Linked DNA regions of Homo sapiens: region 1 is linked to region 2. A link is an interaction called in ENCODE POLR2A ChIA-PET data of the cell type or tissue named here. Cell type or tissue: OCI-LY7. All regions are shown on one strand.

What was found. Peaks named below come from ENCODE experiments on the same cell type or tissue, not always from the same donor. Only the 100,000 strongest peaks of a DNase experiment are listed, where the experiment ranks them.
Region 1: POLR2A ChIA-PET joins it to region 2 with 10 read pairs; 7 of 35 experiments call an interaction of 5 or more read pairs at or near these places.

The regions. Positions count from the first base shown.
Region 1 is chr15:65,507,399-65,515,398 of GRCh38, forward strand. It overlaps DPP8 (dipeptidyl peptidase 8), which reads right to left. Exons shown (of 20, transcript NM_130434.5): 2 at 4,897-5,166. The coding sequence starts at 5,155. Among named protein-coding and RNA genes, the nearest start is that of DPP8, 6.3 kb to the right of the region's middle. In OCI-LY7, no CTCF peak of the experiment used is centred here; no DNase peak of the experiment used is centred here.
Region 2 is chr15:65,375,832-65,383,831 of GRCh38, forward strand. IGDCC3 (immunoglobulin superfamily DCC subclass member 3) reads right to left here and starts at 2,171. Exons shown (of 14, transcript NM_004884.4): 1 at 1,855-2,171. The coding sequence starts at 1,957. It overlaps IGDCC4 (immunoglobulin superfamily DCC subclass member 4), which reads right to left. Exons shown (of 20, transcript NM_020962.3): 20 at 5,653-8,000. In OCI-LY7, no CTCF peak of the experiment used is centred here; no DNase peak of the experiment used is centred here.

The sequences.
Region 1 (8,000 bases), 130 kb after region 2:
ATTCTTACTACAGTCACAGTTGCAAGTACATAATGCCTTCTATACACTGCAATATTTTGCACTCTATGGGATATATAATGAATGTTAACAAGTAGAATGTGCTTATGCCATATGCCATAAAAATTTTCAATAAAACCAAGGCTAGCCTGGCACAGTACACATGCCTATAATCCCAGCTACTTGGGAGGCTACAGTGGGAGGATCACTTGAACCTAGGAATTCAAGACCAGCCTGGGTAACATAGCAAGATCCCAACTTAAAAAAAAAAAAAAAAAAAAGAAATCTGAGGCTTTAAAGAAAAATGCTCAGGTTTCATTTTGGTATTCAGATCTTAGTCCCTCTCAAAATAAATATAAAAGTATGTAAGTTGCTGTGTAGAGAAAAGTACCATTTTCAGAATTTTTTGAAAATTGTGAGTCCTTTACAAGTTGGCAACAGGCTCATGAGATTCCAATATAACAACTTCAGATTACTGTTTCTGAAACATTTAAAGTGCTTAATTGGAAACACATAGATCTAACTGAATTCTAGTTTTTATTCATTATAAAAGTTCTGTAGGCTGGGCGTGGTGGCTCATGCTTGTAGTCCCAGCACTTTGGGAGCCCGAGGCAGGCAGATCATTTGAGATCAGGAGTTTGATACCAGCCTGGCCAACATGATGAAACCTTGTCTGTACTAAAAATACAAAAAAATTAGCTGGGCGTGGTGGCACGTGCCTGTAATCCCAGCTATTTGGGTGGCTGAGGCAGGAGAATTGCTTGAACCCAGGAGACGGAGATTGCAGTGAGCCGAGATCACACCACTGCACTCTGGCCTGGGCAACAGAGCAAGACTCCGTCTCAAAAAAAAAAAAGTTCTGTAACTATAATCATTAATAAGACCTTTAGGGTTTCCAATAAAACTATACTAATATTAAAACAATACAGAATCTGGCAACTGATCTGCTGAAAATCTCTTTGTCCTTTATTGGGGAAGGGCAAAGGAAAAAGGTCTAAATTAAGTAGAAGCCAAATCTCTTCTGCAAAATCATGTGATAACTGGATGGGAAGGTCACAGCAGTGTAGAGTGAGTTACATATAAAAGATTGACAGAAACACACTATGGTTATGAAGATATGAACCAAAGAAAACATAAGGTAAAACAAAGCCTTTCTATTCTAAAAAGGTATTACTGGCCGGCCGAGGTGGCTCACACCTGTAATCCCAGCACTTTGGGAGGCTGAGGTGGGCGGATTACCTGAGGTCAGGAGCTCGAGACCAGCCTGACCAACATGGAGAAACCCTGCCTCTACTAAAAATACAAAATTAGCCAGGCGTGGTGGCACATGCCTGTAATCCCAGCTACTCGGGAGGCTGAGGCAGGAGAATCACTTGAACCCGGGAGGCAGAGGTTGCAATAAACCGAGATCACGCCACTGCACTCCAGCCTGGGCAACAGGGGCAAAACTCCATCTCAAAAAAAAAAAGGGGTATTGCTTCCAAAAAGCTGGAGGAGTGAAGGAAGGAAAACATAAATCACACAAAAATAACAAGAAATCTCCTGGGTGAAAGAGATCCTCAACCTATGTTTCTGAATTATTAATGCCAGCAGAAGGTAGCCTCGGGAAAGGTATTTATGATAACTCCCATGCTAACCCTTGCAAATGTTGAGGATAAGCCCCCAAATAACCATATCTTTTTTTATCCTCTTATTTTTCTAATTAGTTTATGTTGCCTTTGGAGTAAAAAGTTATATATCAGCTGACATTTACTTCAGCACTCAATTTTGTGTAAAATCTACTTTGTAGATTCCCAAGTTGCTTTGCTATAGAATTCTTAAGACTGTGGTCACCTATCAATACCATTCACAATTTTACAAAATGTGATCCTTCTAAGAGCCTTCAGTCTTCAAATATTAAAACAAAAAGACAAAACTGGTTTTCTTCTCTCCTCAGTAACAGCCATTCCCCCACAATCATTTCAGTTGCCCCTCCCTATATGCTCCTAGTTCCATAATGTCTGCCTTGGCTTTATCCATGACCAGTAAAAATTTCCCCAGCACATTCTATGTTCTGACATAAGCACAAATGGGCTTTTCTCATTCTTTCCTAATGGTATTTATTGGTCTTTAGAGCTACAGCAGTCATTTTGGGCCCATGTCTTCAGGCAACAGTATCAATGAGTCTTGTTTCTCTTTAGGATAGCATGACAAAGAACAAGAGGCAAAATTAAGCATGTGATGAAGTAAAATGCTAATGTAACGAAATGCTTGTTACTAAATAATAGAGCTTCTTCTAAGCATACCACGTTTGGAATAAGGGCTCTCAAAAATGTATGATTTCTTATAAAAGAAAAGATTTCTGGCCAGGTGTAGTGGCTCACATCTGCAATTCCAGCACTCTGGGAGGCTGAGGTGGGTAGACAGCTTGAGCTCAGGAGTTTGAGATGAGCCTGAGCAACATGGTGAAACCCAATCTCTACCAAAAATACAAAAATTAGCTGGGCATAGTGGTATGTGCCTATAGTCCCAGCTACTTGGGAGGCTGAGATGGGAGGATGGCTTAAGCCTGGGAGGTGGAGGTTGCAGTTAGCCAGGATCACACCACTGCACTCCAGCCTGGGCAACAGAGTGAGACCGCCATCTCAAAAAAAACAAAAAACAAAAAAGGCCAGGTGCAGTGGCTCACGCCTGTAATCCTAGCTGAGGCAGGCAGATTGCTGGAGCTCAGGAGTTCCAGATCAGCCTGGACAACATGGCGAAACCCGTCTCTACAAAAAAAAATACACAAATTAGCTGGGCATGGTGGCACACGCCTGTAGGCCCAGCCACTTGGGGGATTGAGGCGGGAGGATCACTTCAGCCTGGGAGGTCAAGGATGCAGTGAACCAAGATCATGCCACTGTACTCCAGCCTAGAAGACTGAGACCCCGTCTCAAAAAATAATAATAATTAATAATTAATTTAAAAAATAAGCAAACTTGGGACAATCCCACAAAGGATTAATTCACTTACTATATAAAAGGCTTCAAATCATTAAGAAAAAGAAACCCTCTTCAGGGGTTGGGTGGAAAAAGAACTTTAAAAAATAAAAAAGAAACCCAAACCAATTAAAAAACCAAAGATTATAGACTGTGAATGTACAGAAGAGAAATACAAATGGCTTTTTTTTTTCTTTACTTGAGACGAAGTCTCGCTCTGTCATCCAGGCTGGAGTGCAGTGGCACCATCTCAGCTCACTGCAACCTCCACCTCCCAGGATCAAGCAATTCTCCTGCCTCAGCCTCCCAAGTAGCTGGGATTACAAGTGTGTACTACCACGCCTGACTAATTTTTGCATTTTTAGTAGAGACGCGGTTTCACCATGTTGGTGAGGCTGGTCTCAAACTCCTGACCTCAAGTGATCCGCCAGCCATAGCCTCCCAAAGTGCTGGGAATACAGGTGTGTGCCACTGCGCCCAGCCACAAACGGCTTTTTAAGCATGTGAAATGATGCTCAACCTCACTCATAAGAGAAATAAAATAAAAACAATGAGAAACTGCTGTTCGCTAATCTGACTGGGAAAGATCAAAAAGTTTAATTACTCACTACTGGTGTATGCATGGAGAAATAGATAATCGGAGATAATGTCATGGTAGTATACACTCTATAACCTCTTTGAAAGGGGAGTTCAGTAATATCAATCAAAATTCAAAATATATATACCCTTTTTCCCAGTACTTCCACTCTTAGGAATTAGTTCTACAGATATATTCATACATGTGCAAAATGATCTAATACAGTGATATTCACTTCCTCATCTTTTGTAACAACAGATTAGAAAAACCTAAATGCCATTACTGGAGGTCTGGTTAAGTAAAATATGGCACAATTATATAATGGAATATTCTGAGTTGTTAAAAAAGAAAGAATCCTAGCCTGAGCAACATGGCAAAACTCCATCTCTACAAAAAAATTCAAAACATTAGCTGGTTGTGGCAGCGTGTGACCATTATTAGAGGTCTGGTTAAGTAAAATATGGCACAATTATATAATGGAATGTTACGAAGTTTTTAAAAAAAAAATGAATCGCAGCTTGAGCAACATGGCAAAACTCCATCTCTATTAAAAAAAAAACAAAACAACAAAACATTAGCTGGCTGTGGTGGCGTGCACCTGTAGTCCCAGCTTGGGAGGACTGTTTGAGCCTGGGAGGTCAAGGCTGCAGTGAGCCATTAGTGTGCCACTGCACTCCAACCTGGGTGACAGAGTGAGACCCTGTCTCAAAAAAAAAAAAAAAAAAACTATAATTATGACATGAACTCATGCAGACATCTTTAATATCTCCATACACACATACATACACACACCACACACACACACAAATAAATAAACACATATACACACACATTCACATAAACGAATAAAATTTATATTGGAAATATTTTGGAGGAGGGGAAGGAACCTACCTTTAAAAATTTAACAAACAAGAAAGTAAATCAGTAGATTAACATATTTAACATAGGCAGACATTAAATCTGGAGTGAATGGATTCAGGAAGAAGAGACCAAAAACAGCCTTGGATTAAAAAAACAAAAGCAGCAGCTGTTGAGTGGGAACAAACTAATGGTTTTATTGTTTGTTTTCCTAATCAGACCATCTAAAGAAAGGCATTTCAAGCTAGCTTTAGGAAGAAGCAATTTCTGGCATCTTCGATTTTGAAAAACGATCATGATCAATTAATGACTTGTTACCTACAAGTAAAAATAAAGTTAATGCGATACAACAAAATCGAATTCTTCAAATTATAGGCTTTTCTTTAATGAAACCAAAAGTCACTGATTAATTTATTCATCAAACTTTTGAGTGTCAATTATACCTAGACTTTAAGTTTGACTTAAGAGATCATTTTCTCTCAGAAACTACAACTTCGTACTCACCAAGGTAATAGATTCTGTCTGAATGAGGTCCATCTGGATCATTCCTCTTCACAAACATGAAATCATGTGGTGCCTTAGCCATCATGTAGCCATGATATTTTCTGGTATCGGCAAGCAGCTTTTTAAGCTGACTCCAGGAATACCGCTCAACATAAAAAGGCTCCAATTTAGGCCGATCCTGTGATTCAATATTCTCCTCACAGTCCGCAGTTTCAAATATCTCAACACCCAGCTGTTCTGTTTCCATTGCTGCTGCCATGTTGCATTTTCCTAGAAAAACAAGGCACATGAAGCTGTTCACGGGTCTATCTTCTATTATCAGAATGATTCTCTGAGAGGGTCAAAAAAAAAGCGGGGGAGTGGGGAGGGCAAGAAAAAAATGCTTTTTAGCACAGCTGCAATGAAACTTAGTAAGAAAAGCAACAGCTCTCCCTTCTCTGTGTTCAGTTTAAAAATGAAATTAAAAAAAAATTGAGGTCAGGTCTACTTCACAGTGCCTATAAATCCCTTTGGTAGCTTTTATAAAAGGCTCTCCTTAGGTATTTCTTGCCAAAACTCCCTTTTCTTTCCCACACTGGAAGGAAACAGGCCATTTGCCAGTTGGCTGCTATGCTCCACCCAAGAGCACGTCAATAGTGAAGCTAACTCTGCCAAGGAAGCTAAGTGTTTTGCATTTTAAAAAGTAACACATTTGGTAAGTGTGGATTTTTTTCAGCTAACAGAAATAACCACAACAAATGAGAACGGTAATAAAATTGTCAAAAATAACGTGCATGTAATAACCTTCCTAGGGTACTTACCCAAGATAATATATTGTTTCCTTTTAAATGGAAAGCCAAACAAAACACTTAACTGGCTGATGCATTTCTGAGTCTTCTGCTCTTGCTAGACATCACTATCATGATCATTTGTGGTGACTCTACATTTTTTTTTTTTTGAGACGGAGTCTCGCTCTGTTACCCAGACTGGAGTGCGGTGGCAAAATCTTGGCTCTTTGCAAGCTCCGCCTCCCAGGTTCACGCCATTCTCTGCCTTAGCCTCCCCAGTAGCTGGGATTACAGGCATGCACCACAACGCCCGGCTAATTTTTTGTATTTTTAGTAGAGATGGGGTTTCACTGTGTTAGCCAGGATGGTCTTGATCTCCTGACCTTGTGATCCACCCGCCTCGGCCTCCCAAAGTGCTGGGATTACAGGCATGAGCCACCGCGCCCAGCGTGGTGACTCTGTATTTTAAGGAAATTTACATGACTATTCTTACCAATCATACAACATATACTGATTAAATGGCAGGAAAAAAAGATACTATCTTAAAGTGGCTTTAATTAGCTGAAGTAGTTGATACAGAAAGCATTTAATATTTGTACCAACAGTATTTAGATAAAAAGTATAAACTGGGGTTTACCGGTTCAACCCCTAAATAGTGTTTGTTAATATCTCATCTGCTAATGTTTATTCTCATTTCACAAATCCAGAAGTTGCATTTCTCCTTTATCTTTTCCAACATTTAACATGAGCGAAGTACCAAATAACAAAAAGTGTTATCACAAACCAGTGTGTATTCCAACATATATTATTCATGACACTGCCAAAAAGAAGGAACATAAAAATTCTGGGCAATCTACTCTTTTTGAACTAATAAATGTCAAAGACATGTGGACTTGGGAGATAAACTAAATTGCATTTAATTATTAACTACTTCTATAATAATAAATACAAGGCTGTACATTTAATATATCTTTTTTAAAGCCCAAATTTGAAGGCTAACATAAATTCATAGTAACTATCACAGACTAAAAGTTATTAGCAGGTATGGATTGTGAATTAGTCCATTAAGCACACGTTACTGGCATGCCAAAGAACTGAATGAAGTGTGTGTGCAGCTTATTTTGTCTTTTTTCATGCTACAGTTACCTATGTTACCATTTTCAATATAACAGTAACAAAGTGGCCAGAAAACCTATTAGACAGTTACCAGGTATGCTTGTATCATTGTAACAAATGAGCATTCACTTTCAATGACTAAAATCCAAAACAGCTTGGCAGGGAATTAAGTCATTTAGTTCAAGGAGTATCCAGCACACTGATATTTACTGACAGTATAAGACTGTGGTGGTTATATACTATCATATGTTGTTTACTTGCCCTAATAAAAGCTAGCTAGTGGAGGCCTACTTTCTACCAAATGTCAACGGAACCAGTTTTGTTGTTGTTGCTGTTTTTGTTTTGTTTTGAGGCAGAGTCTTGCTCTGTCACCCAGGGTAGAGTGCAGTGGCGCGAGATCTCGGCTCACTGCAAACTCTGCCTCCCAGGTTCAAGCAATTCTCCTGCCTCAGCTTCCCGAGTAGTTGGGATTACAGGCACCCGCCATCGTGCCCAGTTAATTTTTGTATTTTTTAGTAGAGACGGGGTTTCACCATCTTGGCCAGGCTGGTCTTGAACTCCTGACCTCATGATCCACCCGCCTTGGCCTCCCAAAGTGCTGGGATTACAGGTGGGAGCCACCGTGCCCGGCCAACGGACCCAGTTTTATATCTAACAGACTGAGGGACAAATGAGAAAAGAACCTATACAAACTGGGCTCATTTTTCTCAACTTCTCTTGTGTTACGTTTGGAAGTTCACCTGCAAACCAGTGCTTGCAAGAATAGGGCTGGGGAACAGAATAGGGAAGCTCAACAGAAAGACCTCCTCCCAAGCCTTACTGTCCAGTTTATTTTTTTTAGACAAGTCTCACTGTTGCCCAAGCTGCAGTGCAGTGGTACAGCCTTGAACTCCTGGAATCAGAGGATCCTTATGCCTCAGCCTCCTGAGCAGCTAAGACCACAGGAATGCATCACCATGCCTGGCTAATTTTTTAAAACTTTTTTGTAGAGATGGGGGTCTCACTATGTTGTACAGGCTGGGATTATAGGTGTGAGTCACCGCGCCTGGCCATGCCCAGCTTCTTATTATTCACGTCACATCTTTCTTATGCAAAATGTACATTAGCTTACATTTAAATTATCTGGTATTCCTGAATCGTACTAAGCCCTGGACACTCTATGCATACACATGCATACTTGCGTGTACATGTACAAACATTGTACAGTCCAAATGATGGTCT
Region 2 (8,000 bases):
TATTCAACATGTCCTGGATTCCCATTTCTCATCTGTTTAGATCAAAGAAGAACAATGGAGCTTGGGTCATAGGGTTGTATGACATGATTAACAGACTCAAAGGCACTATGAAAAATTTAAAGTTCTAAAGAAATACAGAGGGAGATAGTAATAAATCATGCTTCTTTTTGCTGGCCAAAACCCATCAGATGCCTGGTCCAATGCCTGGCAGGGAGCAGGGTGTGTGGTCCCAGTACCCGGGGTACAGACTAGGTTGTGGCCCCATTGCCCCTCTCCTCTGGCACTCTGGGTGTTGGTCCTTTTGCCTTTGTCATAGGGAGAGATGAAGAGTAGCAAACACCAACTATGGTTTCCCAAAACCAAGGAAGAGGGTGCTCCTAGAACCTTTACTTCCAGCCAACCTCTCTGCTCCTGCAGAAGAGAAATGAGCAGGAAAAGAAGGAGGCCAAAGAATAGATGGGGTTAAGGCCAATCAGAGAATCAGAAGCCCGGCTGGAGGGACAAGCACTCCAATCCCAGGCATGATGCCAAGTCACCAACTTCTCCAGCAAACAACTTACCAGACCAGTTACAACTCCACTCGAGGAGGAATGAACCCACCTGGTCTGAAATGGCAGTCACAGACCCCTCCTCACATTTCCAGATAACTAGCGATCCTGGAGCTGGCCCCTCCCCAGCAGACTAGGGCCCTCCCTGGCTGAGGGAGATGGGGAAATGGGTGGGGAGAAAGGAGGGGCGTTGGGGTTATAGGCATTCCCCGCCCAGCGCCCCCCGCGCCCCCCTCCCCCCGTCCCCGGCCCAGGAAGATGTAATGTTTTAAGACTTTTTAGGATCGCACTTATTCAAACCCCTGCGCATCCTCCCCATGTCGTGAGTTCACCCGTCTTAGCCCCGAATCCAACCCTGGTATAGCTGTCGGGAATAAAGTTTTTCCTTGATGCGGACGCGAGCTTCTACTTCTTGGGAGAGGAGTGGAGAGAGAATAGCCCAGATGAGTGTCTGTGGGGAACTTGAGGTGGGAGGGTTAAGGGACTAGATTTGCACTCTCCTCCCGGGAGATGGGACCATTGCAGCCACTAAAGGGAACAGAGTGGTGGTGACCGAGCTCCAGGCAGCAGAGCCGAGCTCCAGGCAGCAGAACCGGCGGACCGCGAGAGCCAGGGCAAGGTCTCCGCGTGTGCACACTTCGGGGAAGGGCAGGGGCACGTGAGCATCCCCGCGGCTCGCTCGCTCTCGCTTTCGGTGGCTTCTCCTCTCCTTCTTGGCTCACGGGCTCTGTCCCGGGTCGCTCCCTAGCCACGCGCCGCCCTCCAGGAATCTCCCTCGTCTTCTCCTGTCTCTCCCGCGCACTCCTCAGCCCAGTACCAGCTCCAAATGCAGGTCGTGCCATCTCCGCCCAGTGCAGCCGTCAGAGTCCCGGTCTCCGCTCCCCAGGCTGCTGTCCCCTGTCTTGGCTGCCTCGGGCTATGTCCACGGCCGGGCACCCAGCACCCCAGCTCGTCCGCCTCGGTCAGCGCTTAGCCTTGCGGTCTCCCCTGGCTCGTTTCCCTCGGTCTCCACGCCAGCCCGCCCCGCTTGCTCCCGCTTCGCTGCACTCCTTGCTCCTCAGTCTGGGCTCCGGGTCCTGCCCCAGTCTTCCTCCGGGGGGTTCCGTCCTCAACACGCCCCTAGGGCCCCCAGCAGTCCGGCCTTGGTACCCTCTCCCCGTCCGGATCCGCAGGGTCCCCCCCGCGCGGGGTCCGCCCTCAGGTCCGCGCCGCTCTCCCCGGGTCCGCCCCTCGCGCCCGCTCCCTCCCTGCTCGCCCTTCCCCTGGCTCCGTCCGCAACCGCCCGGTCCGGGGCGCTTTCACTCACCCTCGCTCGGCGCGGGCAGCAGCAGCAACAGCAGCGGCAGCAGGAGCCGGGGCCAGAGCGGGGCGGGCGGGCGGCGCGGAGACGCGGCGCGCTGCACAGCCATGGGGCTCTCGGTCAGCTCGGCTCGGCGACGCGCGGCTCCCGGGCCTCTCGCGGCTCACAGCGTCCCGCGGGGCCGGCGCCGGGGCCGGGGCTGGGGCTCCGGCCGGGGCCGAGCCCAGGCGGTGGGGGACTGGGGCCGCATGCCTGCTCAGCAGCGCGGGGGGCGCAGGGGGAGCGCCGCTTGCGCCATCTTGCACCCACCCGGGCGATCTGTCAGCCTCGCCCGGGGTGCGCGCTCCACACTCGCACCGCTCGCGGCCGCCCCGCCCTCCTCCCCAGCCCGCCGCCCCCCTCCTCTCTGCTCCCGGTCCCCTCCCCCAGCCCCCTCTCCCCGGAGGCCCGGTCTGGGGAACAAAAGAGCCGGCGAGCGCTTTAAGCGGCCGGACATTCCCGGCTGCGCGGCGGACGCGCCCCCTGCGCTTTGAACTGTGGCTGGAGCGGCCGGCGCCGTCCCGGGCTGCAGCCGGGTATCCCCTCCCCGCGGGCCAGCCGGGGACCTGGGGGGCTGAGGAAGTGGACACCAGCGGACTGGGGAGTGGGTCCGGGCTGCGGAAAGACACACAGCTGCGGGATTTGCTCTGACCCACTCTTTCTGCTGCGCCCTCCTCCAAGTCCATATTTTAGAGATAATTCTCTAAAAAGCTGCGTAAAGTTGTCAAAGATTCAGTTTTCCATGGATTTCTGGTCCTTCCACTCAAAGGATAGATCCTGTAGCTGCAAGCTTGGCTTCTCTGGACCGAGGAGTCCTGGCGCTCCGCTGGGGAGGATTGCCTGGAGAGAGCAGACCCAGCAGCAGGACAATGAGAGCTCTAAAGGGGCCTGGCTTCCGACCTGGGTTCTGCCTGCTGCCTAGCCCAGTCACTCTCACTGAGCTCATCTGAAAGATGAAAATAATCTTATCTCTCCTGTTCATCCCTAGAGACCTTTAAACCGCAGAGGTCCTGACAAATGACCTGGTAACTGGAAAAGCACATAGAAAGTTAAAATTCCCAGTAACGTTTCTGTGCCACAAAGAAGGCCCTCAATCGTTCATGTCAGAGAACATATAAGGAGACAACAGAGGTCCCACGTGAGAATGTTACAGAAGATAAGCATGTCTTTTAGCAGAGACATACCCATACTAGCCCTCAGAGATCTTGAATCTCAGCCACTCTCTATTAAATGGTCTTCTGTTGAGTCCAGCATGATGGACTAGTCCATCAAAATTATTGAGCAGCTACTAAGTTCTAGGAGCTAGAGAATTAAAGCTGGCAGGCTAGGCTTAGTGGCTCACACCTGTAATCCCAGCACTTTGGGAGGCCGAGGTGGGCAGATCACTTGAACCCAGGAGTTCAAAACCAGCCTGGGCAACATGGTGAAAACCTGTCTCTACAAAAAATACAAACATTAGCCAAGCATGGCGGTGCATGCCTGGAGTCCCACTGTATTCCAGCCTGGGCAACACAGACCCTGTCTCAATAAATAAATAAATAATAAAAGTTGGCCTAATGTAGCTATTTGCTCCTTTGGCACTGGACTGGGATGGCAGAGGAAAAACTAAGTCTTTCTTTTGATACCAACTCTGGAACTTTGGGACCATGTACGAAACTAACGGTGGCTCACGCCTGTAATCCCAGCACTTTGGGAAGCTGAGGCGGGTGGATTACCTGATGTCAGGAGTTCGAGACCAGCCTGACCAATGTGATGAAACACCATCTCTACTAAAAATACAAAAAAATTAGCCGGGCGTGGTGGCAGGCGCCTGTAATCCCAGCTACTCGGGAGGCTGAGGCAGGAAAATAGCTTGAACCCGGGAGGCAAACGTTGCAGTGAGCTGAGATTGCACCATTGCACTCCAGCCTGGGCGACAGAGCAAGACTCCGTCTCGAAACAAACAAACAAACAAAAAACTAACTTTGATACGGATAAGTAAGGAAGTACAGGCCTCCAGAAATCAGAGTGCCTGTAGATGGACAGGTTTACTAATGATGAGGTTGGCATAGCTCAGGACTGTTCACTCTAGGGCAGCTACTGGAAGATGAGCCTGAGAAGCAGGACATGAGGCATGTGAACAGCGGGAAGCAATGGAAAAATTCTAGGTGGAGGACTCCAATGTGCCAAAGCCCTATTGGATTTCATTGTGAGAAAGGGTGGGAGTGGTGGTCTACTGGCCTTAGGAAAGGGAGGGGAAGGGCCCTCCCTGGGCCTAAAATCCTGGAACTCCCTCCTGCAGGGCTTGAATTCTCAACAACCCCTTCTTGGCTTGTCCTGGACTCTGAAGAGGTCAAATTGGTCTCTTGAATTGCTGTCATTTTAAATTCATTTTGACAAGTGTTTAATTCTTCTTTATCACAACCCTTGGTCTGAGAGTGATATGCAAATAATGGCTATTCTGCCGAGTGCAAAATGTGCAGTATCTCTCTGTCTGATCTGTCAATTAACTCTGGGTCTGGCCCACCACTTTGGGGGTGGTCCTGAGCAAAGCAGCCTCTAGCTCTTGATTCCCTCCAATAGAAAGCATGTTCCGGGCTCTGTAAAGATCTTAGCAGACAGCAGCTGCCAACTGTGATGCCAAGATGTGTGTGGGGTGTGAGTGTGGAGTTTTGTGTGTGAGACTGTGTGCACATTTGCATTAACGGACAGACACAAGGGTGTTTGTGAAGGCAAAGTATGCATGTGCGGGTCTCTGAGCTTGTACACACAGTGCACGTGTGTGTGATTGTGTGGCCATGAGTAATTTTGGTGACCAGAGTTATACAGGAGAATAGTTGTGGAGCCCAAATCTCTGGAGTTGTTCCCTCTTTCCTGCACCCAAAAAAGTTCAGAGAAATGTGTGCCCAGATGGAAAGAGATCCCCAGAGAGTCTAAGGAAGTGCCATCAAAGGACACATCTTTCCTAAGTTTACGTCTTTTTCCTAAGTGCCTGTTGAGGGAGGAAGATGGTTTAGTTCTTTCCCATGACCACCTGCTTTTTACCCTCAAAAACCACCATTTTGAGCCGGGCGCAGGGGCTTATGCCTGTAATTCCAGCACTTTGGGAGGCCAAGGCGGGCAGATTACCTGAGGTCAGGAGTTTGAGACCAGCCTGGCTAACATGGTGAAACCCCGTCTCTACTAAAAATACAAAAATTAGCCGGGTGTGGTGGTGCATGCCTGTAATCCCAGCTATTCGGGGGGCTGAGGCAGGAGAATCACTTGAACCCGGGAGGCAGAGGTTGCAGTGAGCCGAGATCATGCCACTGCACTCCAGCCTAGGCGACAAAGTGAGATTAGTCTGAAAAAACAAACAAACAAACAAACAAACAAACAAAACACTATTTTGGGCCAAGAGGCAGTGGCTCATGCTTGTAATCGAGCACTTTTCGAAGCTGGGGCAGGAGGATGGTTTTAGCCCAGGAGTTCGAGACCAGTCTGGGTAAGATAACGAGACCACATCTCTATAACAAAAATTTTTTTTAATATTAGCCAGGCATGGTGGCATGTGCCTGTAGTCCCAGCTACTAGGGAGGCTACAGTGACAAGACTGCTTGAACCCAGGAAGTTGAGTCTGCAGTGAGCTGTGATTGTGCCACTGCACTCCAGCCTGGGCGACAGAGAGATCCCATCTCAAAAACAACAACAACATCATTTCCCATCACAGTAAGAAATAAAATCCCTAGGGCACAAAGGCTGAGGAAATTCTAGTCATGGTCAATGGTTCCAAAAGAGAATTCCACATTTCTGGAAAATAGTTTATTAATTCATTATAAGGACAGATACATGAATCAATGCCTTAGCTTAACACTAAAGAGTATCATATTTGTAAGGAGAAAAAAAAAACGCTGGAAGGATAATTAAATAGTACAGCATAAACTAAATACAGACAAATAAATGAGCAAGTACTGATTACACTTGTCATGCATCAAGAAAAGGAAGATTTTTAATTGAGACTCAGAAAACTTAAGGCATCAATGGTAGGTGACAAAGGGATTAATACCCTGTAAAAGGCCAATAGATTCTTTTCTAATAAAAATACTGCTACAAAGACACAAACCTAACACTTCCAAATTACCCAGAGCCCAAATCATATATAGTGCTAGTGAGAAATGGCCACTTTCTTATCAACTGTGAGTTATAGGCAGATACCAGATTTATTACTTATTTGCTTTTGAGAAACAATTTTCCACCCAACCTAATGGGTTATAAATTGTCTCATTTGCAGCTATTTAATTTAAACCAGAACCTCAGTGCCTGTTAAACAAGAACATGAAAAATGACTATGTGGTATAATGCTAAGAGCCTACTGTTAAAACAGCCATTTAATTCAGGGCAGTTTTTTTTTCTTCTTTAAAAAAAAAAAATCAAACCAGCAAAATAAAATGAGGCTTTTGACCTTCAGAGCAATGATGAAACATACACAGTGGTGTTAGCCACAGCAGCGCTGAATGCTACAGAAATACTACAAGTGACAATTCTGTCTTTAACGAGATACAAAACCAACATTAATAATCTTTAGTGTTATCATAGGCTGGCTGAAGGAGGGGGAGGAGGTGGAAACGTAGGTGCAGACATCAACAGTGAGTGACACCCGAGTATAATAAACACAGATGCTTTCAGGGTTTGAGGAAGCCGCAACTGTGCTGAGAGACATTCCACCATTTAAAAAAAAAAAAAAAAAAAAGGAAAAATGGACTGGTTATTTCGAATTTGGCCCAGAAGGCAGAGTTAACTCTTGATGTGCCAATCAGACATCATTAGGGAGTAAAGACCCTAACATTCTATGCTCCTATGAGAGGGCTGAGGTGAAAAACCAAATAAATGACATTGTTTTCACTACACAGAAAATAGAAGTCAAGCTTGTCCCTGTGCGGCAGGTGAACAGAAAATGACTTGAGGATTCAATTTAAAGAAAAAACAAACTGAAATGAGCTACCCCTTTTCCTGTGCAAAGACCTCCTTGCCAGCACCCCAGAGGGTGAGATTCCTGTCATCCCCAATCCAGATCAAGTCAAGCCTCACAGGGTGGGAAGGGCCTCCCTGAACTCTCACTCCCCTTCTCTTCCTTTAGCTTCTTCTGGAAGAGAGGCCCAAATCATCTCCATCCAGTAAACTTGCCCCCCTGCATAGAAGGGAGGGCATCTTTTTATTCTGAGCCTCTGGATCACAGCCCCCTTCCCTGTCTCAAACATTCCCCTCTATGACTTGGATCCATCCATGGAGAACCCTTGGATCCCAATCCCAAAGGCAAGATGCAGGGAAGCCAGAAGATCTTCTCCACACCCGCACTGGGCGTGGGTGGGCTGCCTGGGGCAGGGCAAGCAGAAGCACTGAGTGAAGAGGAGGCAGGAGGATGGCAGGCGAGTGCGCGGCAGCCGCGGATACAGGAAGGGCACGGGGGCCTTGAAGCAGACATGAGGTAGTCACGTTGTTAGAGAAGGATGCAGAGTTTGAACCCAGGCAGGAGAACAAGATGACATAGTCTGGGAGAGGTGTGAGAGATAGCAGAGGAAGGAAAACAGGAGAGAGGAAAGGAAAGAGTATCTGGGAGCAGGAGAAGGGCACTGGTGCTGGGAGAGCGAGGTGACTGGGAGACAGAACACTAGAGCAGCCAGGGGCAAGGAAGGAGGGGAAGAGTGAGAGAAAGCGGATTTTCAAAACCAGGCACTTCCCAGATTACAAAATTAAATGCAGAGTTGCTCGGAGGGGAGCCAGGGCCACCCTCTCTATTTGGGCAATAAGGAGCTGGGAGGTGATGCAGCTGAAATGCCAGGCATTCAGAGCCTGCTTGCACCCAACCCAGCCAGACAGGAGAATGGGCTGGGACTGTCTTTGTCAGACAGGCATTGGAGACACTCTCAGAGTGTGTAATAAAAGGCTGGGCGATGGAGGTGGGGGCCCACAGGGCTGGGGACTGACCACTGTGGGGCACCGTTCTGACCTGGAGGACCAATCAGGCTGTAGTGACCACTGCCTGGGCCACGGTTTCCCAGCTCAACAACCAGTACGCATACATGCACTTCACACATGTGCACATCACATGTAGCTATGTCTCGTATGTCTTTCACATGTCACATGTGTATCACAAA